3 separate regions of the Mus musculus genome follow, and regions 1 and 2 are each linked to region 3. The links are chromatin loops, found by intact Hi-C in ENCODE. Cell type or tissue: left cerebral cortex. All regions are shown on one strand. Links, peaks and the distances in the headings refer to the core of each region. The heading gives the core; the rest is flanking DNA.

The links. Hi-C counts contacts between places; a loop is a spot of excess contacts. Peaks named below come from ENCODE experiments on the same cell type or tissue, not always from the same donor. Only the 100,000 strongest peaks of a DNase experiment are listed, where the experiment ranks them.
Region 1: it touches region 3 in a loop (12-fold over the local background); 3 of 42 quality-filtered maps call a loop at or near these places.
Region 2: a loop joins it to region 3, with 5 times the contacts of the local background. A loop is called at or near these places in 4 of 42 quality-filtered maps.

The regions. Positions count from the first base shown.
Region 1 is chr11:52,428,755-52,439,457 of GRCm38, forward strand. No RefSeq gene overlaps it. Among named protein-coding and RNA genes, the nearest start is that of 9530068E07Rik, 38 kb to the left of the region's middle. In left cerebral cortex, for the core only: a CTCF peak has its summit at 8,731; DNase peaks (open chromatin) are centred at 990, 3,026, 4,397, 4,771 and 3 more places; H3K27ac peaks cover 475 bases.
Region 2 is chr11:52,596,105-52,606,807 of GRCm38, forward strand. The region is part of intron 1 of Gm30366 (a long non-coding RNA gene); the gene reads left to right. Among named protein-coding and RNA genes, the nearest start is that of Gm30366, 22 kb to the left of the region's middle. In left cerebral cortex, for the core only: no CTCF peak of the experiment used is centred there; a DNase peak (open chromatin) is centred at 6,320.
Region 3 is chr11:52,531,775-52,542,477 of GRCm38, forward strand. No RefSeq gene overlaps it. Among named protein-coding and RNA genes, the nearest start is that of Gm30366, 42 kb to the right of the region's middle. In left cerebral cortex, for the core only: no CTCF peak of the experiment used is centred there; DNase peaks (open chromatin) are centred at 3,021, 4,615, 5,240, 5,854 and 2 more places; H3K27ac peaks cover 2,841 bases.

The DNA.
Region 1 (10,703 bases), core at 824-8,823, 100 kb before region 3:
GAAACTGAACCCAGGTCCTCTGGAAGAGCAAACAGTGCTCTTAACCACTAGGCCATCTCTCCAGCTGTTTGTCTGTCTGTTTGTTTCTAATTTGATTTCTAATTGTGATCAAAGATACAAACTGCCTTCTTGAGGGTTTTGAGGTATGCCGTGCTGTAAGCGCGACCACACTCTAAAGCTCTGACTTATGCTGGACTTTATATATTTATTTTTTAAATTTTTTTAATTATGTATTTTCCTCAATTGCATTTCCAATGCTATCCCAAAAGTCCCCCACCCCCTCCCCCCCCCACTCCCCTACCCACCCATTCCCATTTTTTGGCCCTGGCGTTCCCCTGTACTGGGGCATATAAAGTTTGCCTGACCAATGGGCCTCTCTTTCCAGTGATGGCCGACTAGGCCATCTTTTGATACATATGCAGCTAGAGTCAAGAGCTCTGGGGTACTGGTTAGTTCATAATGTTGTTCCACTGATAGGGTTGCAGATCTCTTTAGCTCCTTGGATACTTTCTCTAGCTCCTCCATTGGGGGCCCTGTGATCCATCCAATAGTTGACTGTGAGCATCCACTGGACTTTAAATGTGCTCTTCCTTATAGCCGTGGGGATCCCAGCATTGGATAAGAGTCACGGCTTTTGGACATGAGTATGAGAGAGAGGGGAGGCCGTCTAGTTGGGTTGTGGGTCTGAGACTTCAGCCAGATGGAGACAGGAAAACATGAGGACCAGAGGGCTGGGAACAGAGGTGATTGGGGGCAGCTGAGTTCAGGGAGGATGGGAGGGACCGGCAGCCAGAGCAGAGCCCAGAGAGAACGATGTCCCCTGGCTCCCAGGGGGCTGTGGTCAGGACAGCGCATGTGTCCCAAGCATGCCCACTTTGGTCATCCCACTGCCTCTGTCTGACCTCAACCAAGCTCCACCCTCCAGCAGCTGTGATTGCAGGGAATTCTGCCCGCTCAGCTCCTCCACAGTCTATGGGTGAGAAGCAGTGTTTTATAAATAACCCCGGGTGAAAACCACCTTAAACACAGCACACACACACACACACACACACACACACACACCCCGGAGCAGAAACACCCAGAGGCAAGGTGTATCGTGCCGGGTGTGACAGTGTGGGTGTGACAGCGTGGCTGGCAGGTGCCAGGCATGGGGAGAGGATGTCCCTTTGTCACTGAGAGCCCCTTCAGCCATACTGAGCTCCCAGCCCTCACTGTGACTCCCTGGCTCCTTGTCCTGACTGGCTTCTTAGAGGTCACTGAAGAGGGAGGGCATGACTGCTGTGTGTGTGTGGGGGGGGGGTCTCGGGGAACCAGCATCTAGGGTCAGACCTGTGCTCCTGCACACAGGTTCCCCACCACTGACTGAGCCCCAAGAAGTGGGCACACCTCAGTCCTGGGAGCCTGAGTCCTGCCTGTTTCCTTTTCACTGTTTCCACACTCTGGTCTCAGCAACCTTCTTCTGAAACTGTGGTCACAGTAATTGTAATCATCATTACCACCACCATCTCCTCCTCTCCCTCCTCCTCCTCCTCCTCCTCCTCCTCTTCCTCTTCCTCCTCTTCCTCCTCCTCCTTGTTCTTTCTTCTTTTTTGATGCAGAAGCTCCTGTAGTCCAGGCTGACCTGGAACTCCCTGTGTAGAAGATGTCCTTGTACTCCTGATCTTCCTGTCTCTACCTCCTCCAGTCTCTACCTTTTAAGCACTATGCCACCACACCCAGTTTATGTGGTACTTGGGATTGGACTCAGGGCTTCCTGCATGCTGGGCAGTCACTTTACCAACTGAACTACATCCCCAGTCACAAAGAAGCTTTCTTTGGTGAACCCAGTGGCATCCTTTGCCCACCTAGAATAACCCCTGTCTCCTTTCACTGGCTCCTCTTTCCATCCTTCAAGTCCCAACTTCATCTCTGCAGATGGGACTTAGCTGCTCTCCTGGGAGGAGCTTAGGATCCCACCATGCACTGCCAACCCTCCATTTCACTCTAGTATCTCTGGTTCTGAAGTCAGTATAGCTCCATAGGAATTCAGTGAGTCTAATGTCCCACATCTTTATAAGCTCCCCAGAGATTGCTGTCCCGTGTCCCCAGCACGGAACACAGCTTGGCACACAGTAGGTGTGCAACGAGTGAGGGAAGAAAATCTAACAAAGCATACCCTTTCCTAGAACCAGAAACACACATCCTACAACTGCAACCCTTTCCCACCTTCTAGAAACATCTGGCAACTGGATCCAGCCGAAGGCAGAGAGAAGCCAGCTGAGAGACTGTGCCATGGTGCACTGAGGTCAGAGCTGCGATGCTTGGAGCTCTGGTCTTTCCCAGGCAGGAGTAGGAAGGCAGAAGGACGGTGGCAGTGCCACACTTTCATCTCATCAGCTGCCCAAGTGGGCTGCAGGCATCAGAAGATAGTCCCAGGTTACTATAGTGGAGGGGTGAGACCTCCCCACTTAAGGGCAGTGTGGTCCTTTCAGGTTCTAGGAGGGATGCTGGAGGCCCTAACTGGTGTCAGGAGATACATCCCTGGAAAGGGATGCATTTGCCTGAGCATCCCTGAGCCTTTCTTAAGGAGTCCAGGTTTTGCGTTAAAGTAATAACTACGCAATTCAGGTCGCAACCAGAGTGCTAGAACATTGGCTCCCAGGGGACACGCTACCGAGCCCGAGGGGACGGGTGTGTCTACCTGGGGTCACTAAGAGTGCCATAGGCTTCCAGGGCTAGGATGCCTGTGTGTGGGAGCCCAGGGCTGGGTGAGAAGGAGAAAAAAGGAGGAGATTAGGGTGGGAGATAGGAGGAGGGAGAGCAGGCAGGGAGAAGGAAGGGAACGGAAGGAGGAAGAGAGAGACACCTTGGTCTTGGGGACAGGTCTCTCTTAGAAGAACCCTTGAGACACAGGGCTCGACACAGCTCGGCCTGGCAGCCACTGGCAGGGAGCCCTCTGGCGTGAGCACCATGCTGACAATCACCTCTCTGAGTGCAGACTGTGGGCCTGATTCCAAGTGGGAGGGGTGGTTTAATGTTAAAAGCAGCAATTTGTTAAGTGCTAGCATTGAAAGCATGGGTGGGATTTATAGTCCCATCTGTGGCAAGCCTTTGTTCTAAGAGGCTTAACAAAGTGGCAGTGGTCCAGGCCTCTTGGCCAAAGGTCCCACTGAGAGGGGCTTTGTGCTGGTCGGTTTATGTCAACTGAACACAAACTACCCGGGGAGAAGGATCCTTAATTGAAGATTTGTCTTCATCAGATTGGCCAGAGGGCATGTCTGTGAGGCATTTTCTCGATGAGTGATTAATGTCGGAGGGTCCAGTCCATTTTGCCTCCCCTGGGTTGTGCTAAGAAAGCAGGCTGAGCAAGCCTCAGGGGGAGCAAGCCAGTAAGCAGCATCCCTCCATGGTCTCTGTCCAGTTCCTGCCTCCAGGTTCCTGCCTTGAGTTCCTGCCCTGGCTTTCTTAGATAATGGACTGAACGTATAAGCTAAGCTAAACAGAACCCTTTTCTCCTCCAGTTGCTTTGCTCACGGTGCCCAGGACAGCAGTAGAAAGGCACACTGTGCCAGCCTCTCTCAAGGACACAGCCCTGAACGGTTTCTGGGTTCTCTGGCTCCAGCCTAGTTGCACACACCTGCACTTGCTGGGTGTGTCAGCTCACTGGTGCTGTGCAGGTCCTCCAGCCCCTCAGCCCATCCCTGCACGGGGCACCCGGGTAATATTGGTTAGGAAACAATGACCAGAAAACTTCCACACCTGATCAATACCAGTTGCACTTACTTCTTCCTGGATATTTTCTACCTTCTGTTGGTCGAAATCTCCAAATGCAAAACCAATGAGAGAGCTGACTGTATCCGCCGTAGATGTCTCGCCGATTGCCTTTTCTGTCACGGCCACGGAACATTCCACTGCTTCAATCTGTTTGTATGTAACCATTTCTCTACTTTAGGTCGTTTGGGTTTTTTCCAGTTTTCTTCCCTGTTAGGAGTAATGTTGCAGAAAATATCTGTGTATATCAATCTTTATACACATGTCTCTCTGTCTCTCTGTCCCTGTGTATCTTTGTGTCTGTCTGTCTGTCTGTCTCTGTATACACTATGTGCGTGAGTGTGTGCACATGGATGCTATGGTCATCTATGATCATTCTGAAGCATACTGACAAGTTAGTCTGGCTGCCCCTCAAGCCTGAAAGCCTCCTGCCTCCACCTCCCCAAGGGCTTGGATTGTAACTGTGTGCTGTGTACCTGGCTTTTAAAATGTGTGTTCTGGGGTTTTAAAGCCCACATTCTCTTGACCCAGTCACCCAAAGCTAGAGTCAGACACCTATCTACAGTTCTACAGTTCCCTCCCATTCAGTGGGATGCTGAACACATTACCTATAGCTCTCATCCAAATCTGCTCACAGCCCCTGTCAGGTGACACCATTCCTGCCCATGGATGGAACAGGGGCGAACACACAGAGGCTAATTAATTGCTTAAGATTTTGGAGTCTACAAATGTCAATGCTGGAACTTAGAAACAAAATAAACAAACAGCCCAGCACAGTGTGAGATAAACAAGGCCATCTGGAGTGGGCTGACTCTATGTCTTGGGTGGGAGGGTGGGGCTTTGTTCCCATAGCTCACTCTTTCTTTTTGGACTTCTTCATACACGCCATCTTTTGGGTGGGTGTTCTGAACGCTTCCAATTCAGGACTGTTGCACCTAACACTTCCTCTGCGTGTGTTTAGCTCCTGTCCACCTCCACCTGCTACATCTGCAGTGGTGAGAAGAGAAATTCAAAATGTCATTGGAACCAGGGACAGAGCATCTTCTGGAGGAGGGGCTTGCTGTGACTCACAGCTGGGCTTTAAGCCACTGGAATGTTTCTCCTGGCAAGAGATTGCTGTAGCATCGGAACGTTTTGAGCCGCAGGCCTTGCTCGAGTAGCCCCAGAAAAGAGCCTGTGTCATGTGGTCTACTTTGGAGGGTTCTTGTCCCAGTTAGGGTTTCTATTATGTAGTGAAACACCATCACCATGCCCAAAAAAAAAAAAAAAAAAAAAAAAAAAAAAAAAAAAGAAATGAAAAGAAAACAAATCTTGGGGAAGAAAGGGTTTATTTGGCTTACACTTCCACATCACTGGTCATCATCAAAGGACATCAGGCAGGAACTCAAATAGGGCAGGGACCTAGAGGCAGGAGCTGATGGAGAGGCCATGGGGGTGTGTGTACTGCTAACTGGCTTGCTCCCCATGGCTTGCTCAGCCTGCTTTCTTACAGAACCGGGAACATCCAGCCCAGGGATGGCCCCACCCACAAGGGGCTGGCCCCTTCCATCAAATCACTAATTAAGAAAATGCCCTACAGGCTTACCTATGTGGAAATCTTACGAAGGCATTTTCTCAACTGAGGCTCCCTCTTTGATGGCTCTAGCTTGTGTCTAGCCAGCATAGTTCTCATTGTCTCCCAGAGGAGCAGAGATGCCATGAGGAGTCTGGCATGTGGGAGGGTCAAATCCTGTCACCACAGTAATTTGGCTCTTGGCAGTTCCAGCAGCTGGTGAAGTTTCTGTCCATCTTTCCAGATGTTCTCCCTCCTGCTAAAGCTGAGAGATCGATGAAGGAGGGGCAGAGTGAACTGCAATGCTGAGAAGCGTCTCAGGGTAAGAGGTGCTGTGAGTTGGTGATGTCACTGTGAAAGAGAAAGGCCCAATTCCTAATGCTTTAGACTGTGACCTTGTTAGAGATAGGGTCTTGGCTACTGCAGTTCATTAAAACAAAGTGGGGCTGGATGAGGGTCAACCTGCATCAGTGACCACGTCATGGGAAGGTCATGGCAAATGGGGGTAGCTGGGAGTTGTAGTTTGAATGTGAAATGTCCCCCATATGTTTAAATACTTGGTCCCCAGTTGGTGGTGCTGTCCTGAAAGGTTGTGGAACCTTCAGCAGGTGGAGGAAGAGAGTCACTGGGGGTGGACCTTGGCGTTTTATAAACTGGACTCAATTCTTGTTTACTCCTTGCCTCCTGATGGAAGAGATTATTACTACTACGCCCATGAAAGACTGTGGGCTAAAATAAACCCTTCCTCCCATAGGTTGTTTCTTGGTAGGTGTTTATTTGGTTACAGCAATGAGAATAGTAGCTAATGCAGGAGTGTCTGAGCTGAGGGTTGCTGGTTGTACCAGTAGCTAGGTGGCAGGGGAGGATGGCTGGCCATATTGGAAGCGAGGTGTCAGAGGAAGATGGTCCTTACTGGAAGCTGGGTGGTGAGTGACAACGGACTCCATCTGGGATTTTATTGGCATCTTGACTTGGGACTTAGCATCCAGATTCCAGTTGATTAAAGCCTCCTAGTTTCTGGGCACTAATACAGGGTAAGTGGTGCTTGGCCCGAGCTGAGACACCAGACTCCCATCCTTGGAGGATGGGGATGCGGTCTCAGGGATGAAGGAAGTGTTAGAGTTTTCTACCCAAAACTTAGAGTGCAAAATAACGATTGAATGCCTGACTCTAAGTAGGCAGGCACCCCAGGCAGTCTTGCTGGGTGGTCCTCCAGTTCTTCATATCTGTAGCTTGCATAGGTCCCCGGGCTCAGCTGGAATTTGAGGGTCTTTGTATGTCCAAACCTGAGAATATAAAGTGACTTTCATTAAATTACCTTAAAAAGATCTTTACTGGAATTTCAAGTCCATCGATTGGTACGAGGGTCTCTATATCACTCTCTGCTAGTCCTTGTATTTCTATTTTAATCAGAAAGCAAAATTAATCTGAGAGCTGTTGAGTCTGGGAATCCCCAGTTCCCACACCCTTGGCTTTCTCCTTCCCTCCTGAAGTGAATTTGAAGCCACGAACTGTGGGCAAAGGGGAGCGAGCCTCCGTTATTTGTGATCCCGGGCTGGGTCATGGTGATCCGGAGCTGTCACCAGCATGGCCTCCTCTGGTGTAGGACATAGTTGATGGGGACCTTGTCCTTCCTCAAGCTACAGTGCAAGTGACCTGCCTATGACTCAAAGCTGTTGTGTTCCCTCTTCTCATCTGTCATTCAAACATCCCTCACTCCTCTCTGGAGTGGAGACCTTGGTGTTGACATCCATGTGTTTACTTGTGTGTGTGTGCTCAGAATGTCTTTGGATCATAAGCTCCAGGAGGACAGAAGTTCTGTCCCTTATATCCACAACATAGCCCCTCCCCCCAGACATGCCTAGGTCAGGGTGAGAGGCACAAAATACTGATCAAATCAATAAGCCAGAAAAAAAAAAAAAAGGTTGTTGCTTTAAGGAGACACAGGCTGACGGTGTGGAGGAAGACAGTGAAGCTTTTTTTTCACTTGAAAGAAAAAATAATCCAGCCGTACGTGGGGGCTCACAGCATTTGGGAGAGTGAGGCTGGATCATCGAGAGTTAGAGGCTGCAGAAGCGGGCTCTTTTTAAAAATCCAAAACTATTTAATTTTTTGTTAGCATATTTATTTGTGTGTGTGAGAGAGAGTTTGTGAGTGTGTGTGAGTGTATGTGAGTGAGTGTGTGTGAATTTGTGAGTGTGTGCGAGTGTGTGTGTGAGTTTGTGAGTGTGTGTGCACACACATCCGTGGCACAGTACATATATGGTGGTCAAGAACACCTTGCCGGAGTTGGTTCTTTCCGATCCAGTGCATTTGGGAATCGAACTCAGATCTTTAGTCTTGGTGGCAAGCTCCCATACCTGCTGAGCCATCTTACTGATCTCCACTGACTTCCTTGTGTCCTTTATTGTCTTTTAATTTAAGATCTTCAAAGCCAGCCTCCCCCTCTTTATCCTGGTATTAACCTTCCCACAGTGGATAACTTGGATGTCATGGTTTCTTCCTTTCAGCAAAAGCCCCATGTCGGTCACCATTCCCAGCCCATGATATTAAGGAGGGGAGGACCTGGTTGGAAACCAGAGAGTAACAGCATGAGCTCCGGCCATAGTCTGTCTGGACTCCGGTTCTTCATGGTTTTGGGAAGGCTGTTTGGGACTGTTAATCATCACTGTCAGCCTGACTGGAGTTTGAATCACCTTTGGAAACACTCTTTTGGCTTCTTCTCTGAGTATTTCTAGAAAGGTTTAGACGAAGAGGGAAGACACCCTGAATGTCACTGGCACCTTCTCCAGAGCTTGGATCATGATCTGAATAAAAAGAACCGGTTGAGCTGGGCTCCAGCGTTCATCCCTGTTTCCTTCACGAGGGCACAGTGTGACTGGCTGCCTCCCATCCTTGTTGCTGTGCTTCTCTCCAGGAACTGCACTCAGACAGAGTAGACCTTTCCTTCCTTAAGCTGCTTTTGCCAGGTGTCTTGTTACAAACAGAAACCATGAGTAAATTACTAATACAGCCCCACACGGGAGGTAGAGACAGGCGGGATCGCAGTGAGTTTGAGGCCAGGCTGGTCTGCATAGAGCGTTCCAGGCTAGTCAGGGTTACATAGTGAGACCCTATCATAAGCAAACTAATCCACCCACCCACAAAACACAGCTCCCTAGGCGACAGGTGCTGAGGGAGCACGCTGAGGAGGGAGCTGACTCCTGTAGCCATGGAACTTCTCCAGGAGCCCATTGGAGCAGCGGCAGATCTTTAGGTTCCCGCCCACGTTCCCGCCCACAGCTCCCAAGGCCTGACTGCTTTACCTTCTCCCTGCAGGTTCACCCCACACTTGTTTGATGCTTCTCCAAAGAGCTCCGTCTGCTTCCCTCACCACTCCTGACAGGTGGCTAACACAGCTCTCAGGGACGCCTCCAAACACCAGGCGGCACCTTCCACAGAACTGAGTAGGCTTTTGTGTCTCCCAGTCCTTATTTGCTACAGTCGCAGACATTTGTATGGAAGCAGAATCTATGTCTATAAAGAGCTCATCTGCATGGGCTGCCTTGTAAGCAGGCGCTGGGGGACAATCTGCTTGGCCCTGGCACCCACTCACGTGGCTCTGTGGCTCCCCACACACGGCCCCTCCAGCCTTTGGGCATCTTCCAGCTGGGATTTATGGCCCAAGTGGGTCTCCTTGGGTAACAGAACATCTGCATCAACATTGTACCACTGTGCTTTGTTGCCAAGCATATATCCAGACCTGAGCCGGCCCTCCCTAGTCTGTGAGTTTGTATGGTGATATTCTTGGGGGGCAGGGAGATCTTGTTGGCTGGCGACTATAGACAGGCTAACAGAAATATAGATGAGCCCGGCGGCAAAGGACATCAAGAGAGAGGGCCAAAACCTGAGTGTGGCATAAATGTAAACGCTTCGTGGCCCATCTCCTACGTCATACAGTTATCAAGTACTCTCCTTTGCATCTGGTGTTTCCAGGAGGCTGCAGCACACTGAATGCCGTGCAGAGTCCAGTGCTGACTTCTGGCCTCTTTACATGGCGATAGTGGGAAGATTAGCTGAGCTCATGAGGATTGTACCCTCGGGCCAGGGACAGTGCTCTCTAAGAGGAGAAACCAGAGCCCCCCCCCCCCCTCAAAGGTGAGAGGAAATGGCATGTGGCTTCCTGCAAGCCCGGAAAACCTCTTAAGAGCTGCCTTGTTGGCACTGTGACCCTAGGCTTGCAGCTTACAGGACGGTGAGAAATCAAGCTTTTGTTGAAACCCTTGGTCTGGTGCTTTGCTATGTATGACAGTCTGAGCTGACCAAGGTAGTGGGAAGCTCTGTGTCCCAAGGACCCTGCTGTGCACCAGTGGGCAGTGGGCAGGAGATTCTAAAGAAGGCCATTCTGGGAAGGGACACCCAGATGGCTTCCATCCTGAAGATGGGGGCTCTCTATGTCATGTGGTTCAGAGCAGACTTGCTTTGGAACTCCCTCTTCATCTTTATAGAAGGTGGTGTCCCAGGTGCAGACTAGATCCTGGCATGGCCACATCAGCAAGTGACAAGTGAACACTGTGGGTTGGAGACTGCACTTTGACAGGCACGGTCTAAGTGCTGGGAAATGGTGTGAACCAACTGGCCATCCCCAGGGAATCCACATCCTAGTGGAAGAAGGAAGACAGTGACCACGCAAAGGTGAAGTGACTGGGCCCATGAGGTGGCTTAGTGAGTAAAGGTGCTGGCAGCCAGGCCTGTGACCTGAGTCCGTTCCCTGGGGATCCACATGGTGGAAGGAGAGAACTGAATTCTGCAAATTGTCCTCTGACTCCTCCATCCCCACCAAGAAAAAAAAAAGTGTCAAAATTTATAAAAATCAATTGAGCAAAAGGTAAGGTATATTAGAAAGTTATGAATATGTATTAATTTTTCTCATTACTGTGACCAAATACCTGACTCAGGTGGAAGGGTTTACAGTTATTCTGGTTTACACTTCAGGGGAAGTAGAGTCCATCGTGTGGCAAGACACGGGGCAGGAGCCTGAGGTCCCACGGTGTCTACAGTCAGTAAGGAAAGGACAGACAGGAAGTGGGGCCACACCATCATCCCAGGTGATTCACTTAATCCTAAAAACTTCTACGATTCAGAACGGCACTGCCTGTTGGGTGCCTACCAGTACCGTTCACAATCAAACAACAGAATGGTTGGGACCAAAAGCTGAAGTTTGGTAGAACTCATGTTGGGGAACAATAAAATATGGAAGCCAGATGATCAAAAAGGCAGGTTTTGTTTGTTTGTTTGTTTGTTTGTTTTGTTTTTTTGTTTTTAATTGTCAAATTGACAGTCTTGAGTTATCTGGGAAGCACAGAGTCTCAATGGTCATTGCCTAGATTAGGCTGACCTGTTGGTAAGTTTGTGGGAAGAC
Region 2 (10,703 bases), core at 1,434-9,433, 64 kb after region 3:
CTAGCCTCTTTCATACTGAGACCCAGCTCCCTCCCCAGTCACTCACCTCAGGCTGACACTATCTACTGGGACTTTGGCTCTTATTTGTGGAGGAGGTGAGGTCTGGGTACCTCTATTCAGCTTTACTGGAATGGATGTTGTTCTTTGGTCCATCTTTTCTTCTTTTGAAACAGAATCTTTCACTGGCCTGGAACTTGCCATGTAGGCTGATCTGGTTGGCCAGTGATCTCAAAGGGCTCTGCCTCCCAGCTCTGGGATTATAAGCCGGAGTCACCACATCTTCCTTTTGGTTTGGTTTGACTTTTAGTGTGGGCTCTGGTTCTTGTGTTTCAAAGGCAAATACTTGATGGACTAAGCCATCTCCCTAGCCCCTAGGAAGGTTTCTTAATGACCACATGGGTCAAGAGAGAGGAGAATGTGAGGTGACTCTGTGGGTTTGGCCTCAGGTGCCAGGATCGAAAGGCTGTAGCTGTGTAATGAGATGGGGTTGCTAAGAGCTGCTTTAGCCTTGGTGACTGTCCTAGTTAGCTTTCTATTGCTTTAATAAGCATGATTACCAAAAGCAACCAGGGGAGGAAAGGATTTATTTCAGGGAAGTCAGGGTAGGTGCTCAAGGCAAGAACCTGGAGGCAGGAACTGATGCAGACGCCATGAAAGGTGCTGCTTACTGGCCTGCTCCTCATGGCTTGCTCAGCCTGCTTTCTTATGTAACCCAGGATCACCAGCCCAGGGTGGCACTGCCTACAGTGGGCTGGGTAGTCCTCTCTCAATCATAAAGTAAGAAAATTCCCCACAGACTTGCTCACAGGACAATCTCATGGAGAAATTGAGACTCACTCTTTCCAAATAAATCTGGCTTGTGCTAAATTGACAAACATACAAAATAAAACAAAACAAAAAATGCAACAACAACCAAAAACAACCAAACCAAAACAATAGCAACAAAACAAAACCCAAACCACCACCACTGCTGCTGCCACCCCCCACCCCACCCCCACCCCCGCTAGTCAGCAAGCACAATGAGGCTTAGCTCCCCTTTGACACAAGGAGGGTAGGTAGCTTTCTTTGAAAGGAATTCTAGAGAAAGGTCCATGCTAGGGCTGTAAATTTAGAGGCTGTCTGCCTCTAAGTGATGCCAGTACCAGAAGATGAGATGAGACATCTGTCCTGGCTGGTTTTGTGTGTCAACTTGACACAAGCTGGAGTTATCACAGAGAAAGGAGCTTCAGGTGAGGAAATGCCTCCATGAGATCCAACTGTAAGGCATTTTCTCAATTAGTGATCAAGGAGCGAAGAGCCCATTATGGGTGGTGCCATCCCTGAGTTGGTAGTCCTGATTCTAAAAGAAAGCAGGCTGAACAAGTCAGAGGAAGCAAACCAGTAAGGAACATCCCTCCATGGCCTCTGCATCAGCTCCTGCTTCCTGATCTGCTTGAGTTCCAGTCCTGACTTCCTTTGGTGATGAACAGCAATGTGGAAGTGTAAGCTGACCCCAGTGGATACCTGTGACTTGCTGGCCGAACAGTCTAAGTGACATAGCAAACCTCAGCTTCAGTTAAAGTCTCAAAAAAAAATGTGGATGAATATTAATCCAGCAACATAGGTGCTCTGAAAACAACCAAAGACCTTTTAGGTCTGTGAGGTAGGGTCTGCCCAACTCTCAGGAGAAAAGCTATTTAAGAGCAGCACAGGAAGAATGAAGGCAATTCAGCTGTGTGGAGTTGAGTTTGGCTCAGTTTCGTCAGATGAGTGCAGTGCAGTGGAGTTTAGTCAGTTCTGTGCAGTTTAGAGTGCTTCCTTTATGCAGTTCCATGCAGGTCCCCAGAGGCAGTTCTACCTGGATAGTTTTACAGAAACAGATTGCAGGTAAAGACAGAAAGAGCCAGAGAAGGAGAAGGAGCCAGAAGATTAGAAGAAATTGCCAGAATTAGTTTGTGTCCAAGCAGAACATTTCAGTGAGAAGCCAAGAGAATCCAGTTTGAATCAGTCATCCTGGAGAGGAGTTTGAGGCAGAACGGCTGAGTTAACCCAGCCAGCCAGAGCTCAGAAAGAGCTAGAAAGGGTGAGCTTATGCGGCAGTAAGCCTCAGAGATGACAATGACATATGGTGAATAAAATTTACTTTTACAAAAAAAAAAAAAAGTAGAGGGTTATAAAAGAAGTGGTTTGACATTGGCCTCCCTTGCATGGGTAAACTCTTTTGCACAAGCACGTATATGTACACCATGTGCTTCCAGGTGCCATACCTCCATGTAAAACACACACACACACAGCACATTAAAAAATCCTCAGGATATCATTAGAACATTCCTTGGCGTGTGTTATGAGGGTATTTCCTGAGGTCATTGGATACTGGGGTCCTGACCCAATGCGTGGATGAATCCCTTGATGGACGATAGGATGTGGTGAACTGTAAGGAGCAGGATCTCTCCGGGGGAAGGAGGTCCCTGAGGTGGGTTCCAGGACTGTCTTATCCCCACTCCTTCCCCCTTTCTCCCTTCTCTGCTTTCTAGTTGCCATGATGAGGAGCAATCTAGTCAGCTCCATTTTCCCCACCATGAGCCCAAATAAACAAGTTCAAGTTTTGAAATGTTCTCAGACTTGCCAAAGTAACTAGTGCAGACATCTAAAAGGTGTGGCCATGATCTGATAAGAGGCATGCTTTTATGAAAAGATACCCCAGGACCCCTCCCACCAGCACACACACACACACAGAGACACAGACACAGATACACACACACACACACACACACACACACGCACAGACACACACACACAGACACACACACACAGACACACACAGAGACATACACACCATGCCTGTGTGTATTACAAGGGTGAGTTTGGGAGAGAGGGACATCAGGTAGTACCTTAATCTTGAACTATAACCTTGCCGAAGTATGAGAAAAGACATGTCTTAGATTTAAGGCACGCAGCCTGTGCTATATTGTTCTGACAGCTCTGGCTAGCTGTGGTACCAGTCTTCTTAACAGCTGCTTTTTTTTTTTTTTTTTTTTTTTTTTTTTTTTTTTTTTTTTTTCTAAAAATGTGTTCTGCCAAGTTGCAGGTCCCTGCATTTTGGTAATTGGTCCCTCAAGGGGACTTCTGCCTTTCCCTCTCTAAACAATTCAATAGATTTGAATGGACCAGAAGAGCCATTGAACAATTATCTAGTGATTAGCTTCCGTGCAGAGTCCAGAGAGGATCGCTGGGAGAAAATTGGTAAATTCCTTTCATTCTTAATAAAACCCAACATTATGTTGCTAATGCCTGATATTAAGAGTTCAAAGTCATCTCTATACCATTGATCTTCAAAGGAAGAGAGTTCCTAATTTATTTGACAGGCCTGAAAATATGTGAGTTGTTGCTCCCTTCGGCTGGGGGCTTTAGGATACTCAAAGGATTTGTGAGGCTCCCAACTCTTGTCATTGCTGGTTCCTGATTCCCTTTGAATCAACAGGTTCAGTTGTAGCGCTCATTTCTCCTGAGCACCCCGAGAAGCCAGGACCTCTTCTGCGGGGTCTGAAACCTTTATTTTCATCTCTAGTCTGGCAAACAGCATGCTTTGATACAGTTTCATAGTGCTTGTATTGACGGGGAGACAGAGACGGTACCTAGCAACAGTCAGACTGTTAAAGGAGTGGATGTGTTCTGGAGGCGGTAATGTTTTCTCTCCCCTTCCTGAGAGAAACCCTCTCTCAATAAAAATGAATCGTCAACCGCTCTTGAAGCCCTATAAATTGATTTCGGCTCTGTCCATTTCAGGTGGCTTCAGTGTGAGAGACCCATATAAATCTCTTTCAGTCAGGGAGTGTTTAAAATGGCAAACTTCAGAGTAAAGGTTTAACAAAAACCATAAATAAAACTTCAGAAGTAATGGAAGTGTTTATAAGCATCTGTGGAATTCCACACAAGAACAATGAGCCTGCTTCCAGTGCCAAGAGATTGACTGAGGGGGTTGTATTTGCTGAGGGAGAGAGCATCCATCTTGATTTGGTCTTGGCTCAGGGATGGCTGAGCTTGGAGAAGCCACAGAGCTGTGATTAGTGCTGTGTGGCTGGGTCCCTGGAGAGAGAGAGAGTTCATCACGGTTGGGCAATGGCTGGTGCCAGAGCACTGGGCCTTGCCAAGGAACAGGACCCTGGGCTCTGTACCTCACTGCATGAATTTGAACTTCACCACTTCTGTTTCCTAATTCTGGGAACTTGAGCAAAGAATGTACCTTCTCAAGCCTTAGTTTTCTTACCTGTAAAATGGGAGCATTCCAGAAGTCCCTAGCTCTTGGGTGGAGACTTCACAGGATAGTGCCTGGGAACTGCTAGCTTAGTGCCTGGCCCTTCATCTCTCTATGTGGCAGCTGCTAACCTTTCACCATTGTCTTTGTCACCACCTGATGGGGCCAAATGGTGCTCCATAGCTGAGCTTTGCAAGTCTCTACTCCCCTCATCTCCCTCTTTCTTCCTCTAGGTGGTCAGTCCCCCTTGCTGTCTGTCCTTAGTTCATTTTCTAAACTTAAGGCTAGGTTTTCTCAGCCTCTGCCCTAGACTTCCATCCCTGCCTGGAACCTGTCTTGCTTCCACAGAGCACAGCTTAGTTTATGTCCCCAAACACAGCTTGGGTAGCAAATCCTTTGGTGGACTTTATAATCGGACATAGATCATTACCGATGGGACTCGGGCTTTACATAATATTTTAGGAGGTAGATAAATTAGATCATGAAAAGTGCATAAGGGACATCAATTATGCAGGAACCAGAAGAATTGTTATAAAGTGATCTGGCCTCAGTCTTTGCCCATGAAACATTTAACTGAGGCCATTAAAATAGAAAACATCTCTTGCTTGCTCCGTATGTCAGGAGGAGTGGGCTGGCCCAGATGCAGGCCTTGCCCTAGGGATGCTGGAAAGTACATGATGGCCTGCTTTTGCTGTGACACCTGAAAAGGGTCTCCTGGGTAGTGTAGGAAACTGGGACTGGGCTGGTTTGAGTAAAGAAGGATCTGGAGGCTCCGGGAGTGTGTGTGACCTGCTGGAGATCTAGGTGGTGGTTGCTTCTCTGGCTCCTGTGACCTAGGGTAGAAAGATGCATGTCTGAACAGTGTGGGAAGAGGGTCAGAGGTTGATGACGACCCCAGGGTTCTCAGGAACCACCCGAAGTGTCATGTTTGCCCTGTGTCCTCCATAGCAGCAGTGGAGTCTGACTCCGGTGCACTTCTGCTGGTCCTGGCAGATCTACCTGACCTTGAGGCTGCCAGTGACCATGGGCCTGTGAGAGAAGGCGTGTGTCATTGTGACCTTTTGGATAAACTGTCCATGCTGCCTTTCTCCACTAGGCTTCTATGATCACAGCTGATCCTAGCCTTGGCCCAAGCTACACTATCTGCCCCTTCTGCCCACCACGATTCTACCATCCTCTTACGGCCCTATGACCATGCCTTTGCCTTAGTTGTTGTTGTTGCTGTTGTTGTTATTCCCTTGCTGTGATCAAATGCCCTTACAAAGGGCAACTTGATGACGAAAGGGTTTATTTTGGCTGGTAATTCAAGGTACGGTCCCTTACCGCAAGAAGGCATGTCTGCTCAGTTTTTTCTTTTTATGTAGTCAAGACCTAAGCCCAAGTCTCCCATCTCAATTAACCTAATCAAGATAATGTTCCTAGGCATGCCCAGAGACTAACCTCATCAGACAGCTTCTTACAGGTGTGCTGAGAGGTTTGTCTCGTAGGTGATTCTAGACCCTGCCAAGTTGACAATCAGCATTAATCATCACAGTCTTGTCCTGGTCCCGGTGGTGTATTACTGTTGTATTACTGGGAGGTGTGTGGGGGTGGGGGTGGGGGTGGGGGTGGGGAGGGCCTTGCCCCTCCTCGCTATAAGCATGAGCTGGGCACATTGGTAACACCTCTGAACCTTTTGGGGGTGGCTAAGGAAGTGTATCTTAACAAGCATTCCTAAGCTCTCTTTCCCTGTGGCACATCACCCCTTGGCTTATCTGGCACTTTTTCAGGACCTGCTCTCTTGGCTTTCAGCCTTGGTTCCCACAGTGGCACCGCTACAGACAGCCACAGAAAGAGACAGAAAGGAGTACCAGTCACTGCAGGACACACAGTCCCGGCAGCATGCCCTCAGTGGGAGAGCCCGGCATGGATTCTGAGATTGCCTGTGTCACTGGAGCTGAAAGTTTTACAGGGGGAGGCGGAGCAGGTGGTGGATGCAAGGGGCAGGTCTGTCCCTTCTGCAGTGAGAATATGTTCCTCGCGGATAGGGTTGTGATGGTCCCCTCTAGCCCTCTTCCTCCGGAACGTCTGTCTTTCCTCCCCCAGAGTCACCGCTTCGGATGGGTCTTACTCAATTCTGCCAGGCTGAGGGAACAAAAGCGTCTGCTGCGTGAAAGTTGCAGGCGTGGGGTTTGGCGAGATAATATCCCCGTTCTGTTGTGTGACTTGGGAGGAGTTTCCTATACTCGGAGTAGGGAAGCCATCTCACGCTGTGTGCAGAAGTGTGTTCTCTGACTAGCATGCTTCAAAGCATTCCACGTTCTCACCTGGGTAGAGATGTGGGCCTGGAGCCTTCAGTCCCACCTGGCCTTTTATAGGTTGGAGTTTAGGAGCAAGGACTTGGTGTTCCTGCCCCCACTCTTCTGTTCACGCATGCATCCCTAAAATAAACTCAGTAGGTGGACAGGTTAGTCATAAATACAAGCAAGTCACCTTTTCAAATGCTAAAGCCCATTTCTCACCAGGGCATGCCCTCCTCACCTACGTTTAATCCTTTACTGTTGCATCCCTGACATGCCTACTCAAGGCAATAGCTGGCATTTAGGCAGAGTGGCTCATGGTGCAAATCCCTGGGCTCTGAGTGCACCAACCCTGCCCCTGAATCTACTCTCCAAAGATAACAGAGTTGAGCATCATCTGGCATGCTACACAGTGTGCACGAGGTCACAGAGCTAGCGCAGGGGGGAGGAGTGCTTGAACACAAGCAATCTGGTTACAGAATAGAGAACTAAGGTTCAAACTATAGCATTCTAGACGTTTCTAAATCACTTCTCAGAATTTACTGGGCATGTCCAAACCGTGCCCATGCATTGGCTCCGATACGCAGGAATGCTGCCTAACATAAAATTGTAAACTTAACATTCTAAGATTTCCCCCCCTCCACCCCCCAGTGCAATTGCTTAGTTCTTGAGTGTAAACTTTGTAGCTGAAAACACTCCTTTGTGTTTTCAAGAGTTTGGCTATACTTAAAACCTCCTAATGTTTTGGGTGTGATGTTTGTGGTAGGGGTCTAGTGAATGACATTGAAAAGCCATGATTAAAGGCTGTGCTTCAGGGAGTCAGTAGGGGAGGTGCCTGATTGGACTCTCCCAGCAGAGGAAGAGAATGGAAAGAGCTCCTTGCCCCCCCTTTTTCCCATAGAGAAAGATCAGGGCTCAATTCACCTTTGCTGTGGCCCCTTTGATTGTCTTCATGATTGGGCAAAGGAAGCCTTCAGGAAATCTGCCCTTGTGAAACAAGGCCTGAGGCGTGTGGGTCGCTCGCTGCTACCTGTCTGCTGTTGTGTTTGACACAGCTGCTGCTCTCTGCTATTCCACGTTTTGGGTTGTGTATACTATGGCTGTGTCACAGTTCACTTGGCAGAGTGCTCCACTGGGGTATCTTCTTATCTAAGATCTCAGAGCTAGCCCATATGCTTGTCCCTGGTCTCTCACAGGGGGCTGAAGAGGTAGAGATCAATGGTGGCTCTGTGGGCTACTTCTGGCCATTTGGTGTAGCTGGAGGTAACATTGAAAATTAGGGGGCACAGTGGTGTGTGCCAGCAATCCTATCACTCAGGCAACTGAGGTGGGAGGGTGGTGAGTTCAAGGCCAGACTGGATTACATGGCTGGACATTGTCTCCAACCAAACCAGATCAAACCAGAAAGAAAAAGAATCAAAGCCGCTTCTTGCTTCCTGCCCCGTGATTGCAGAAGGCTGGGTGGGAGGTGACTGCTGGCAAGGGCTGCATTTTCCATGAGGGAAGAAAGGGGCAGATGAGGAGGCGGTGGTGGCCTGGGACCCATTTTAATCAATAGCAGCAGACGTACCAGGGTGAACTGTCAGTCAATGTGCTGAATATACTGGGTGTCAAATTTAAATGAATGTTGCTCAACTACCAGTGAAACTCAAAATTTCCCTTTAAGTTTGTTGGCACTCACATTTCTCCTTCGGAATGGCCCACCCCTTAGCCCATTTCCCCTAGCTGATACTGAGCCTTTTCCAGCACAGGGCTGCGTGCATCCGAATCAGCCATTTCCCGCTGCATTGGTGGGTCATGGTTTTGGCTGTGTTTACTCCTGTTTGGGATGAACCCAGCTGAGCTTTTCAGAGACCACTATGAAAATTCAAGGAAAATGTTCTGTCCTGTCCTTAATCAAATTTCTTGTATTATGAATAGTTATTAAATATTTTATGTGAGCTTTGTAATTACTGATTAAAGCTAATATCAATAGCCTCAGATAATCAGTGTGTAATGCTAATTAGAAGGTAGCGAGTAAACCCCAATGACTTGTCTGCAGTTTCCGAATTGATGTAATTGTAGCCTGCTGGGCTGGGAGGTGGGAAGGCTGGGTGGATGAATATCTGTGCATGCATTTGTATGTATGTATGTATGTATGTATGTATGTATGTATGTATGTATGCATGTGTTCCTATCTGTGATGAACTGAGGCAGAAGAAACTCAATGTGACAGGGATCACTGTGCTGTCTCAGGGGTCCTCTGGGTGAGCTGAATCCCCCACTCAGCCTCATGGGGACCTGTACCACATCCTTCCATCCTCCAGAAGGTAGTAACTGGGGTAGTGAGGTTTCAGAGTCAATGGAGGGAGCTCTCCAGCCTAAGAGGTGGGATAGCTATCAGTGCTGAGTGCCTGTCCCTCCACTCCAATTCCCCTTCCAACACACAGGCACACGGGCACACACATGAGTGCCCACACACACTTACACACAGATCACAGATCAGATCACACACACACACACACACACACACACAGATCACAGATCACAGATCACAGACACGTATCCTACTGCAGTGAGAAATTGTACTCCATCAAGAAGTCAGGGTAGGGTCCTGACCCTGAGGGCTTTCACTTCTCCACAACAGCCAAAGACATCCTTGGAAAACCACAGAAGCTGGCTGGCAGCTCACGTTAGCCCCCCTACAATCCCCCTCCCCTCCTCACAGTCTCCTTTTAAACTCCTAAGCAAGAGCCAGGAAAGTGACAACCCACTCTTGGGGCCCCTCTTGTTGAGCAGGAACTCTGGTAACTCTTGACCCCACTTTACCTTTGCACTACTTTGAGGCAGTCTCCTTTCTCCATCACTTGGTAAAATTCTTTTGCTTTCTGACTTCCCCATTGTAGTGTCAGATCTTGAGTCCTGAATTCAGTGCTGGCTTCTGACCCCTCCAGGGTCTTTTGCCCAAATTCCATTCAATCAGGGAGAACTCAGTATTGCTTAACACTTAATGTTGTATTATATCTTTTCCACTAAAAACAAAACAAAAACGATATGTGGTAATTGTGCATAGAAGACTCGGTAGGATGATTTAGTATGTCTATAACGTGTAAAGATCCAGGAGAGCAATTGGTGTCTTCTTTGTAGGGATGACTTCTTTGCATTGAAGTTTCAACCTCTTCTCTGCTAGGATTTAATAAACTCTATGATAAGTTATGACAAAGGGCCTTGAACTTATCCCTCCTGTGGTAATTACATTTTGGTATCTGTCTTCTGCACCTCCCCAACTCCCCCACCCCAGAACTTCAAGCTCCCCACCCCCAGCCTCTATGTGTGTTACAATTTGACTGTGACACTTCCCCCACAGGCTCATATGTGTGTACTGTTGGTCCCCAGGCCGTGCTGGTGTTTTGGGGGAGTTGTGGGAAACTTTAGACATGTGACCTAGATGGCAGATATAAGGTCAAGAGGTGGGCTTTCCGGATGCTAGGCCACGCTGGTTCTAGCCTGAGCTCTCTGCTTCCCAACTGTTGATATTACTACCTAGCTACCTCACGGCCCTGATGCTATCCTTTCCCGCCATGACGGACTATGTGCCCCGAGCCATGAGCTAGAATAAAACCTTTCCTCCTTCAGTTGCCTCTGTCTGGTTTTGTGTCACAGCAATAAGAAAAGTAAGCAGTTGCTCCTCTTCCTACCCCCCAGTGGATATTACTCTGCCCTTTGCTGTATGGAACCAGTTTTTTGTGGACTCTTTCTTTCTGGCGTTTTTGGGGCTGAACAGCTACTGAACTTACCCACAGAAAAGGCCCTACCTTGACCCAGGTTGGTAAAAGGCTTTGAGTGTGAGACAAAAAGAAGGCTGAGGGACGGTGGCTATGCTGAGTTAGGGACAGTGTAAAACAGGGTACCGTGGCTGACGGCTAAGAACCAAGTCCTATGAAGTCTTTCAGAGGCTTCAGAGAACAGAGAGGAAGGGAACAGGCACTCACAGCTCATAGAGCCTTCTGGTCTGACTAGTCAGGACAAGTCCTGTTGTCTCTGAGCAGGGCTGAGGTAACATTAGGTGGACAGTAGCCATTGCTGCTTTCCCCACTGAGTGGAAGGGGAGGTAGGCTCAGGCTCTCCAACTGCATGCAGATAGACCTCTTGGTTGTCCTGTGCTAAGCCTGGTCTCCCTCCATTTTTATCTGGTGAAGCTCTCCTGTCTG
Region 3 (10,703 bases), core at 1,559-9,558:
ATTGAGGAGGGTGTTTTAGTTGAGACGGGAGGGAAGAACTACTAAGGAGCCTGGCCCATGAGACAGGAAGAGGGGAATCTGGGGATGTTGCCAATTGAAAGTGGCTTGGTATCCTTGTTTTGTTTCTGTTGCTGTGATAAAATATCTGCACAAAAAAGCAACACAGAGGAGAACAGGGTGTATTTTGGATCATAATTCCAGGTTATAATCAGTCATAGTGGGGAAATCAAGGCAGGAACTACAAACTGCTAGTCCCATCACATCCTTAGTCAGGGGCAGAGAGAAATATAGTGTATACAAGCTCACTGACTTGCTGTGCTCAGCTCCATTTTCCCACTCTCGTATGGTTCAGGACCCCTGCCTAGAGAATGATGCTGCCTACCACAGTGGGCTGAGGTCTTATCCCATCAATAAATTTGATTAAGACACTCTTTCACAGGCTACCTCCGTGGATACTGATCCTCACTGAGACTTTCTCTCTTCTAGGTGGCTAAATGGTGAATTGGTTCAAGTGTCCTCAGTGCTCTGACTCTCTGTAGTCCAGGGACTTGGCCAGGAAACTTGGGGGGGGGGTCCCTAGCCCTTAACCCAACTGTTAGATCTGGTTCTCCAAGCAGCCAGAGTCTTCCCAGGCAGAGCTCACAATGTCAGTGTCCTGTCTTAGAGGATCAGAAATCTCATGTTAATTACCCGGATCACGCCTAGCCTAGTCTGGGTGCCATCTGAGGAAGCATTGATCCTCTCTTGGTTCCTCCTCTTCTCCATCTTCCACTCAGGGGTCTGAGTGTCAGATGCCAACACCCCAAGAAAGCCTTGGAAACAGATGGTCCTGCAAGTCCAAAGCTTCTTGGGAAATTTGTAATGGAGGGGTAGCAGGGATGGAGAGCCCGGGCTGGCACTTGCAATGTGTAATTGTTTTATTAAAGTTTAAAATTTAATAAAATGAGAGCCATGAGGGGGAGGTTCCAGCTCCACGTGCATTATTCTGCTTCCTGCTGAGGAAGCAAGGTGTGTGTCCAGGCAGGCTTCCTGTCCTCTGGATGTCAAAAATAGAAGCCTTGGTGGCAGTTGATGGCTTGTGGGCGCATTCCGTGGCAGCCTCTGTAATGGGTACAACTAAATGGGGTATTCCCTTTCCTCTCTCTCCCCGCCATGTTCTCTTACTTACACACCCCCTTCCGGTAGTGCAAGAAGTCCCCCCCCCCTTCCCCTGACTCAGGCCAGGGGATCAAAGATAGCCTGACTACATGAAACATCTCCTTCCTTCTGTGAACCCTAAGGAGGGACCTTCCACTCTGCCTCATGGGTCTGAGTTGCCCCAAGCCCTGGTCATGTCTGTCTATGGCATTAATAACCATGCTAATAAATCTTCTACCCAAAAGGACAACCTGCGTCAGTGTCCCCCAGAACCTCGAGCCTGAACCTTCTATAACAATAGTCTGTCCTAGAGTCTGTGGTTCACCCTGCCTCACTTATATGGCTATATCGCAATAGTGTGTCCTTGAGCCAGTCAGTGAGGGTGAAGGGTAGAACGCCTCAATACTTACACAGCAAAGAAAGGGACTGCAGAGTCTTCCCAGCTGGCCCTGGCCTCACTTGTGTAGGATGGTGGTCACAGGAGAGCTAGCTGCCTTTCCTAGGTTCTAGCCAGGTAGTGCCTGAGGCTCTCAGCATGGGCCAAGTGTTCAGTGAACACAGGTAAGAAGTCACTTTATATTATAGGCTAAATGTTGAGCGTGAAGTCCCTGCCGCCAGGGAGCCTGCAAGTAGGGAGGTGAGTGAATGTGGGTTCATGGCTACATGACATACTTGGAGACACGCCAAGTGCTGAGAGCCTCGGGTAGCCCCAGGGAGGTTGCTAAAAGGAGCACATTTTAAAAATTAGGTCTGTTGCCATAGCTCCGGGTGGGTCAAAAGCACTTGCTGACAAGCCTGACAGCCTGGGTTTGATCCCTCTATCCACATGATGGAACCCCAGCACTTGGGAGGCAGAGGCAGGTGGATTTTTTTAGTTTAAGGCCAGCCTGGTCTACAGAGTGAGTTCCAGGACAGCCAGGGCTATACAGAGAAACCCTGCCTTGAAAAACAACACAATAAAACACAACAAAACAAAACAAAACAAAAAATCCAAACAAACAGAAAAAGAAATAGTAAAAAGGAGGCCATGACTGCTCCCAGGTACGGTACAGGTTTACTGTAGACATGAGAAAGAGCAGAGGCAGAGGCTCTGAAAGGGTCCAGACTGAACATGTGAAGGAAGGAGGGAGGGGATGGGGAGAGGAGAAAGGGAGAGAGAAACCTGGAGCAGTGGACAAGAGGCCAAAAGGTGATAAAAGGTCAAAGGGCCAAGTCACCAACATGTCTGAGTTAGATAGGAATCAGAGAAGCTGTGGGAAGGGAAAACTCAACTCAGCCCCTGGGCTGAGAAGTTAGGGTAGGGAGTTGGGTATGCCAGCCAGAAGGATCCTATATAAGGGGTGGGGACTGAGGGATTTTGGGAAACCTTCAACCAGAGTCCACTTTGATATGTTAATAAGCACCTTCGTTAGCTCTTTGTCCTGTGTTTGAGAACAGATTTCTACAAGTTGTCCTCTGACTTCCTCATACCCACCCCCTGTAGGAACACAATAGGCAAAAACCTAATAAAAATCTGAATAAAGTGTGTGGATTTTAGGTTTGCACATGCCCCCCCACCCCCACCCCCGCCCCGGGTCTTTTAAAGTGGTAACTTCAGTTTCTCTGCAAAAGGGCAGGTTGGAAAACGTAGCACAGAAAAGGTCCATGGGGTTATCTTTATGTTGATGATTAAAGGCTTAGAACAAAAGGCTAGCTAACACTCTAACCAGCCCTAAGTCCAAAGATGTGATGACGACAATGATGACGATGATGATGATGACTGCGACAACGACCTCGCTGCTGCCGCTGCTGCCAATAGCCAATGCTAACGTTGAAAATGAGTCATTACGGGCAGCAGAGTGCGTGTCTCCAGGTTTAATCTCCCGCACTCCAGACAACAGGTGTAGGCTGGAAAGAGAACTGGTGAGCATGCGCACTGGCCCTCTCACTAGGCTGGCTCTGGGATCCCCCCCCCCCCCCCCATCATGTTCATTCCAGCTCACACCCCGGCTTCATCTGAGACAGCCCGGCTCTTCCAAAGCAGCTGGATCAGTACATTTTTTAAAAATCAGAGAAATGATTACAGTTTGTCCCAGATTTCTGGAGCTGAGAGAGTAGTGAGACATTTGCATGAAGGCCTCGGAGGGTCTGGAGTTCTCGCCCGTCATTTATAGCCTTCCTTTTAATCGCTATTTATTTTTAAATATCTATCTAATGTATAATACACACTGAGGCGTTGGAGGCCATCGCCTTCCTTTTTCAGCCGTGTACCTAAAATCCCATTTACAGAGGACAAATAGCTCTTGGGTAAAGAGTCTTCAAAGCAGCAGTTAGCAGCTCTGCCTTCATGGATGGTGCCTATCTGGGGTCGGGGCACTGTGGCGAGATTATTTTAATTCCATTAGAACTCTCGGGGGCGGAGGGGGGGGGGCTGTCTGTCAGGGAGGCAGTTGCTGTTTTTTGCTGGCTTCTCTTCCCTGAGAAGGCTGTATAAGTTTCTTGGGGTGTTTGGGGAGGGGGGAGGGGAAACATGGTACCTGCAAGGGTCTGTTTACACTCCTGGTCCTCAGTAAGGCTGGAGGGACCTGCCAGTCTTCTCTTTGAACTTCAAAGGCTTGCTCCATCAGCGGGTCTTTCCTGTGGCGACTCAGAAGGGTGTTGGCTGAGTTTGTGTCTGTGGGTATGAGTGCCCTGGGCCATGTGGATTTAAGAAGGCAGCTCAAATATTCTGTAAACCAGACCGTATAGACCCAAACTGTGTCTGATTCCCTGGTCATACACAGATGCCAGGTCACACCCCAGTTTGGTGGCGTGGCAAACCCTGCCAAGGGAAAGGGAGGAAAAGAGTGCTTTGGTCTGGAGAAGAGGGACACCCGCTTCAGTTAAGGGAGGGGTTCCAAAAGGAGGTGATGCCTAGTTTGAACACTGCTGGACAACGAGCAGGTGGGGACCTTTCTCCTGCATGGGGCACGGGTTTGTCTCATGCAGGCTTGGCACTTTGAGAAGAAATGTTGTGGGGTCGGGACATGGCCAGACCCGAGCATCTCAGAAGACTGGCATCTGGCTCCAGAGTCCAGCTGGCATGTTGAGGTAGTTTGGGACAGGAGCTGGAGAAAGCGTGTTTCTTGTCCTCAGACACTTGGACCAGTTAAGGGAGAACATGGAGTGGGGAAAATGGCTGTCATATCTCCCAGAGAGCTTGGCTGAGAGGTGCTGCTTGCTGGGAGGGAAAGCAATGAATTATTTTACTAACTGCAACAGCCAAGAAATGTTAGCGAAGAACCCATATCCAGGGTGATGTGGGGACAAGGCTCCCCAAATGGCCTCTCTTACTGAACCCCCACCCACTCTGGGATCATGGGCAGATGGGCCTTGATATCAGATTCTCCTATGTAGGGTACAAGGGCCCAGGGGTTCCTTTTTCTTTGTTGAACATGGACGAGGCTCTTTTCAGGACTTGAAGTCTACATATTCCTGCTGTGGTGAGGGTGTGGGTGTGGGTATGAGGATGGGGGAAGGGGCTGGGAGGTGCCAAGTGCCTGAGGCATCTTCTTCAGGAACAAGAAGGCAGGCAGGGTGTGAGGAGACTAACTCAGTGCTCTGTGGTATCCTTGAGAGTGGCAAAGCTTCTTGGCCTTATGGCTGGAGGGCTTTGGATCCTAGATAGGAGGTTTTCTAGCCTCTCAAGGAGCTGCATCCTGGGGCTGGAGAGGGCGCTCCCTGGAGGCTGGACCAGCTTAGTGCCCGGTTAGTGTCCCAAGGAGGAGCCAGGGATGGTAGAGGCTCACCTGGTATCTGGAGGGATAGTGGCCTAACAAGAGAAGCAGCTACTAGGAAGCTTGGGCCCTGGGCAGCACTTCCTACACACACACACTTTCTCCTTCTCATCCTCATTATCCATGTCCTCCTCTTCCTCTCCCGTTTTGTGCTCCGCTGTGACATCTGTAAAGTGGGTAGCTAAGATTAGCTGTGCCATTCACAGGATACTCAGCGAATACTCTGTCCCCACCCGCTCCTATGATTCTTGGTGTTCCCTTCCCCAACTCTCTCCAGGGTCTCTGGGACCCAGCGAGTGAGCAAGCGGCCAGAAGGGAACACCCACCAGGACCCACCTTTCTAGTGACTCAGCTTTGGAATTCGTCACAGAAAAGTCAGAGCAAAAGATGTGAAGAGGAACTGAGTGGGGGCGGGGGAGCTCAGAATAGCTCCACCGACAGCTTGGGATGGGTGGGCAGCACTAATTTTATCTGCCTGCAGTTCCTCGAGTCACACTGTCAGCAAAGTGCCCTTCCCAGATGGCTTAGGGTAGCTCGGAGGGGGAGCCCGCTATCAGTAGGCTCCGAGTGAAATGGAGACCCTTTTGTGTGAGCCCTGAGGTGGGTATGCGCTCCCACCCCTGCAAGGCTTAGCATTACTGCTGTGAGTCCATTTCTGTTTTGCTGAAGTCTGTTACTAAGTCCTACACTCCCACACTAGTCTTCCTCAGATTGAGGGTCTGATGTTAAACAGGCATTACTATCTCCATCTTGAAGGCAGAAGTGAGGGCCTGTGTTTGACTAACTCCTTAGGTGGTACCATTGGGGAGATTGCGGGACCCTTAGGAGGTGGAACACACACACACACACACACACACACACACACACACACACACACACGCTTCTGGCCACGAATGCCACCATGTCTTGCTAATGAGGTGAACTGAATCCCTTCAAACATTGAGCTATCAAGAAGTTTTCTTTCTTTCAGGCGGTTCTTGTCAGAGATTTGGTGACAGCAATGAGACACCTCCAGTTTCTGTGCTCCAGTGTTTGTGGCTTCCAGTGTTTATAGTCTCCAGTGTCTGTGGTCTCCAGTGTCTGTGGCCTCCAGTGTCTGTGGTCTCCAATGTCTGTGGCCTCCAGTGTCTGTGGTCTATAATGTTCTGAAGTAGAGAATCCAGGAAGCTACAGAACTGTGAGATAGCTCACATGGGCGACTTCAAATTGTTGGCTTTGCAGTCGCTTGTTACTTGCACTAGACATTGACTACAGTGTGGGTCATAGCTATCAGCTTATATGATATTTGGGTGTGTGGCAGCTGTGAACTGCAGGGGCCATGGTCAGGATGTGATTTGCCTTGTGGCTGTGGTGACTCAGCTCCCTGTGGCCTTGTGGCACATCCCCCATAGAGCCTCTGAGAGTCACATGACAGCTCACTTTTTTATGTCTAGCACAGCCACGTTTTATTGTTGAATTAGCAGGAATAACAGCAGCATTTTAGTGGCTGATTGGGACCCGTATATTAGCAACTGTATTAATAAGCTCCTGGTGACAGGAGACCAGGAGAGTGAGAAAATGAGACACTGTATTTATCCCCAGTGCAAAATCCTTTTTATTATTAAAGACACTGTGTTAACTGAGGATAGATTTAAGGCCTGCTGGTAATTTTATTGAATAATCAGCAGCTCAGGGTCCCCACAGCAGCCTGAGCCTGAAACCCCTCATCTGGGGTTCCTGGAAAAGCCATAGAGCTGTATGTAGCACTTGCTTGGAATCCCTCCCATAAGCCACCCTCCCTGTTGGCGAATCCTGTGCAGGCGTCAGCGTGAGCCCTTGTTCACCTAGGACAGAGGGGAGGTAAGACCAGTGCGAGTCCTGGGGTATCTGAAGATAGAACTTGTGGAACCACCGTTAAAATAGTGTGGTGATGACTTGGGGCTCTGTCACAGGTGTGTCTAACCCATAGCCCCTGGACTGCAGGTGCCAGGGATGGCTGTGAATGCAGCCAACACAGAGCCATTAACTTAGGGGTGTGTGTGTGTGTGTGTGTGTGTGTGTGTGTGTGTGTATCAGAGTGACCTCTGGCATTGCTTTCTACCTTAATATTTTGGAGGTAGAATCTCTCTCCAATCCTGGCTAAGTTGGCTATTGAGCCCCAGAGACTCGCTGGCCTCTGTGAGCTGGTGTTAAAAAATCATGCTACCCTGCCTGGTCTTTTACATGAATTCTGGGATCCAAACTCAGGTTCTTATGTTTGTGTAGCAAGTGCTTTATCTTGGACCCATTATGAGATTTTTTTTTTTTTTTGCTTTTTTTTTTTTTTTTTGTAACTTTGTTGTGTCTCTAGTGTGAACTTTGTAGATGGCAACATGGTGTCACAATGTCAGAAAATTGAACATCCCTACAGGTACTTTGTTTCTCTGAGGGGGGCTACATATGTAGAGGATCCTTATACCCCAGCAAAAGCCAGCCTAGGTACTTTACCTGTGCTTGGTCTTATCCAGGGCTTAGATGACTCTGTACCCAAGGTTCCCAGCTTTGGAGAGGGATGGTTGCACCTGGCATTGGCTGGATGAGCCCTGGAGAAAAAGGTACCTGGATGGGAGGGGCCCCTAAGTGCAAGGCCCTTGGATGATGGAGTTTTCATTGGCTTTCTGAGTAAAGTGTGTTGTCTGTCAAGGGGACAGATCCGAGCAAGCTGACGGTCCTCTGGATAATTTAGAGGCTAGATTGTGGGACAGGAGGGAGGGCTGAGGCCGTATGTTTGTAGCTCAGAAATAGAATAGTTGCCTGCCATGCACAGGACCCTAGATTCGATCTCTTAGCACCATAACAAACCAAACAGGGAAAGAATCCAGGACGGCTGGCAGCCAGTAGTGCAAGCCAGGCCCACTTCTCCAGACCAGAGTAGACCACATGAACAGCTCCTTACACTGTTTCCACGAGGGCCCACGCAGCATCCTATGTAGCCCCGTCTCTCTCTAGTCTCTAGGCATAGACTCAGGGATGATCTCTTCGCACCTCTAGCTCCCTCTCAGCAGATAAAACATTCTGGGAAGAGAGGAGCTCCTGGGGCACAGGGAAGGAAGGGAAAGAATGTGGGCTTTGGAGTCATGCCGGCCACATGATATCCATCTTAGATATGTGATTGACATCTGTAAGCCATCCTGCCCTCAGCTGTTAGTGATGACTACTGTGTCTAATTCACAAGGTATTAAGGACCAAATGAGAATGAATGAATTAATGCACATAAAAGGTTTTCATCTCTAGCATATAGGGGACACTTAGTATAGGGCACACTATTAATTTTAGAAAGAGCTGACTCTCATAAACACTTCCTGGCAACAAGGAGGTCAGTTTTTGACTTGCTCTTTCTACAAGTATTGGGTGCTGTATGTTGGCAGTACGATGTAGGTGCTCAATCAATGCTCATTGAATGAACAGCCTAGGAATCTATACATTTACAGGTGGTGGGTCTGGTGGAGAGGGTTTCTGGCTTTCTTTACAACACTTAATCTCATTCAGCTGCCTGGTGCCAAGCCCTGGAGACTGTAGCCAGGGAGAGATCCCTTTGTTGTGGCAGGGAGTTTTATATCCAAGGACACAGTTTGCATTTCTTAGCTTCCTGTGGGCACTAGAAGGCCCTCTTTCCTTTCTCTCTCCCATGTTCTTCCTTTCTCAGGTGTTGTGATTTGAATGAGAATGTCCACTCCCCCAACCCCACTCCCCCACCCACCCCATCCCCCCACCCCCATCCCTGCTCATGCATTTGATCACTTACTCCCTAGTTGGAGGTGCTTAGTCCCTTCTGGAGGTTTAGGAGGTTGGTGATCCCATGCAGAAAGAGGCACAAGCGACTTTTTTAGGAGTCCAGTTCCTTACCTCCACAATGGGATCTCTATTTCCAGGGTCTGTGGAACACTTGTGGCTTGGCAGCCTCCCAGAGAGCCATCTTAAGTCAGTAAAATAAGAGTTGGCCCTTCCTGCTGTCTTTGGTATTGAAGCTACCATGGTATGGCTGCCTGGTCCTGGGGGTACATGGAGGACACATCAAGGCTCAGCAGTTGGCAGCCTTTGTGGGGGGGGGGGAGCTAAGAATGTCATCTTAATAGATTAATTGATGGACGATTATCAAGAATCTGGAGCCCTGAGTGGCTCAGCCATTCTGGGGCTGAATGCTGGGAAAATCTGGGTGATTCTTTATTGCCTCTATTTTTTATTATCAGCAAAACTTTAATTACAGCTCTCAGTAAACCTACTACCTTCTGCCAGCATTTACAAGGCAATAAATTTCCCTTTCTCTCCTTTCACAATCCGAACCCGCAATTGGGCAGTGCGTATGCATGGGAAGATATTGATTCCCCCAAAGAAATTATAACGGCATTTGTTCTCAAGTAAACACATGGAGAGGCTATTATAACACAGGGAAGAGTCGATTGTCTTTGCTTTATTAAACAACACAACGCTCAATGGGGAAGCCCATCTACATTATCAGGCGATTGGTAGAACAGACAGGCAGCGTGGCCCACAGTGAAGCTTTGAGTGGGAGGCGAGAGGGGAGGCTTTGTCTCTCTCCCTGTTTCTCACTCCCTCTTTAGATCACCTGGCTCCTCCCATCGATCCCCCTGCACTCCTGTAACCCCAGAGGGGCATTGATCTTGGCTTTCAGTGAGGGGGTGGGCAGCCCAGTGCAAGCTGGCAGACAAGTAGCATACTCAAGGCCTGCCAACTGGCTAATGGTCCCATGGGTATTAGCAGACAGTAAACACAGAGCCTCTTAAAAAACTTCCCGTTGTGTTACTGGCAGGTAGAGAAGGTTGATGCATCCATCAGTCTAATTTGGAAAATGGACCGTGGCCCAGCATTGCTTTGGAAGACTCAGGAATACACCCTGCTCAGCCAGAGAGGGTGGTGGGCCAGTGACCGAGCTCCCAGAAGGCGACTTGAAGCAGGACATTTTATGGTGCACAACTCAGCCTGGAATCCCACAAGAGCTATGACGAGAGCGAGCGAAAGTTTGAGGATATCTGTGCGGTGCTAGAGCGCTCCATACATCTTTCACAGAGTGGGGACTGGTACCCAGTTAAGAGGAAGACAACTGGCTGGGGTTACTTCCCATGGTGAAATAAAACTAAATAAAACATGAAACAAAACTAAATAAAGTTCTCTGTAGTAGAACTTTCAGGATCTTTATGATCATATGAAGTATGAATCAGGAAGAAGAGAAAATCCTATGTAAAATTTTCAGTAAATTAAATCTGTAAGGCTTAGGTTTCTGTAGTGAGGGTGGGTTATAGAAGTCAGGGGACAACTTGCTGGAGTCGGCTCTCTCCTGCCTTGTGGGTCCTAGAGTCAAGCTTAGATGGGGAGGCTCGGGGGGCAAGCACCCTTACCTGCTGAGCCATCCCACAATAGAAATTCATGTCTCCTAGGACCAAAGAATTAACAGATTCTACACTGTGAATGAAAGAAAGCCAGACTATAGTGAGAAATGGATTTCTCTTGCCTACTGGAACCAGCTGCTGAGTGAGTCTGGGGAGAAGCATAGTAGGTTCTTTTCAAATTGCTGGGGCAAAATTCCTGACAAAAACAACTTAGGGAAGGAAGCGTTTGCTTTGGGTCACTGCAGAGGGTGGTCTATCACCCCGGGTGTGACAGTGAGGCTGAGGTGTCAGGAGCCTGGGGCAGCTCGAGTGACAGCATCCACAGGCGAGGAAGCAAAGGAAGCCGGCCAAACACCAGTGCTCAGCTTAGAAACAAACACCAATGAAAGAGAGGAACACAGATCAGGAGGAGCAGCAAGACAGAGGGCCAGAGATAAGGACATCA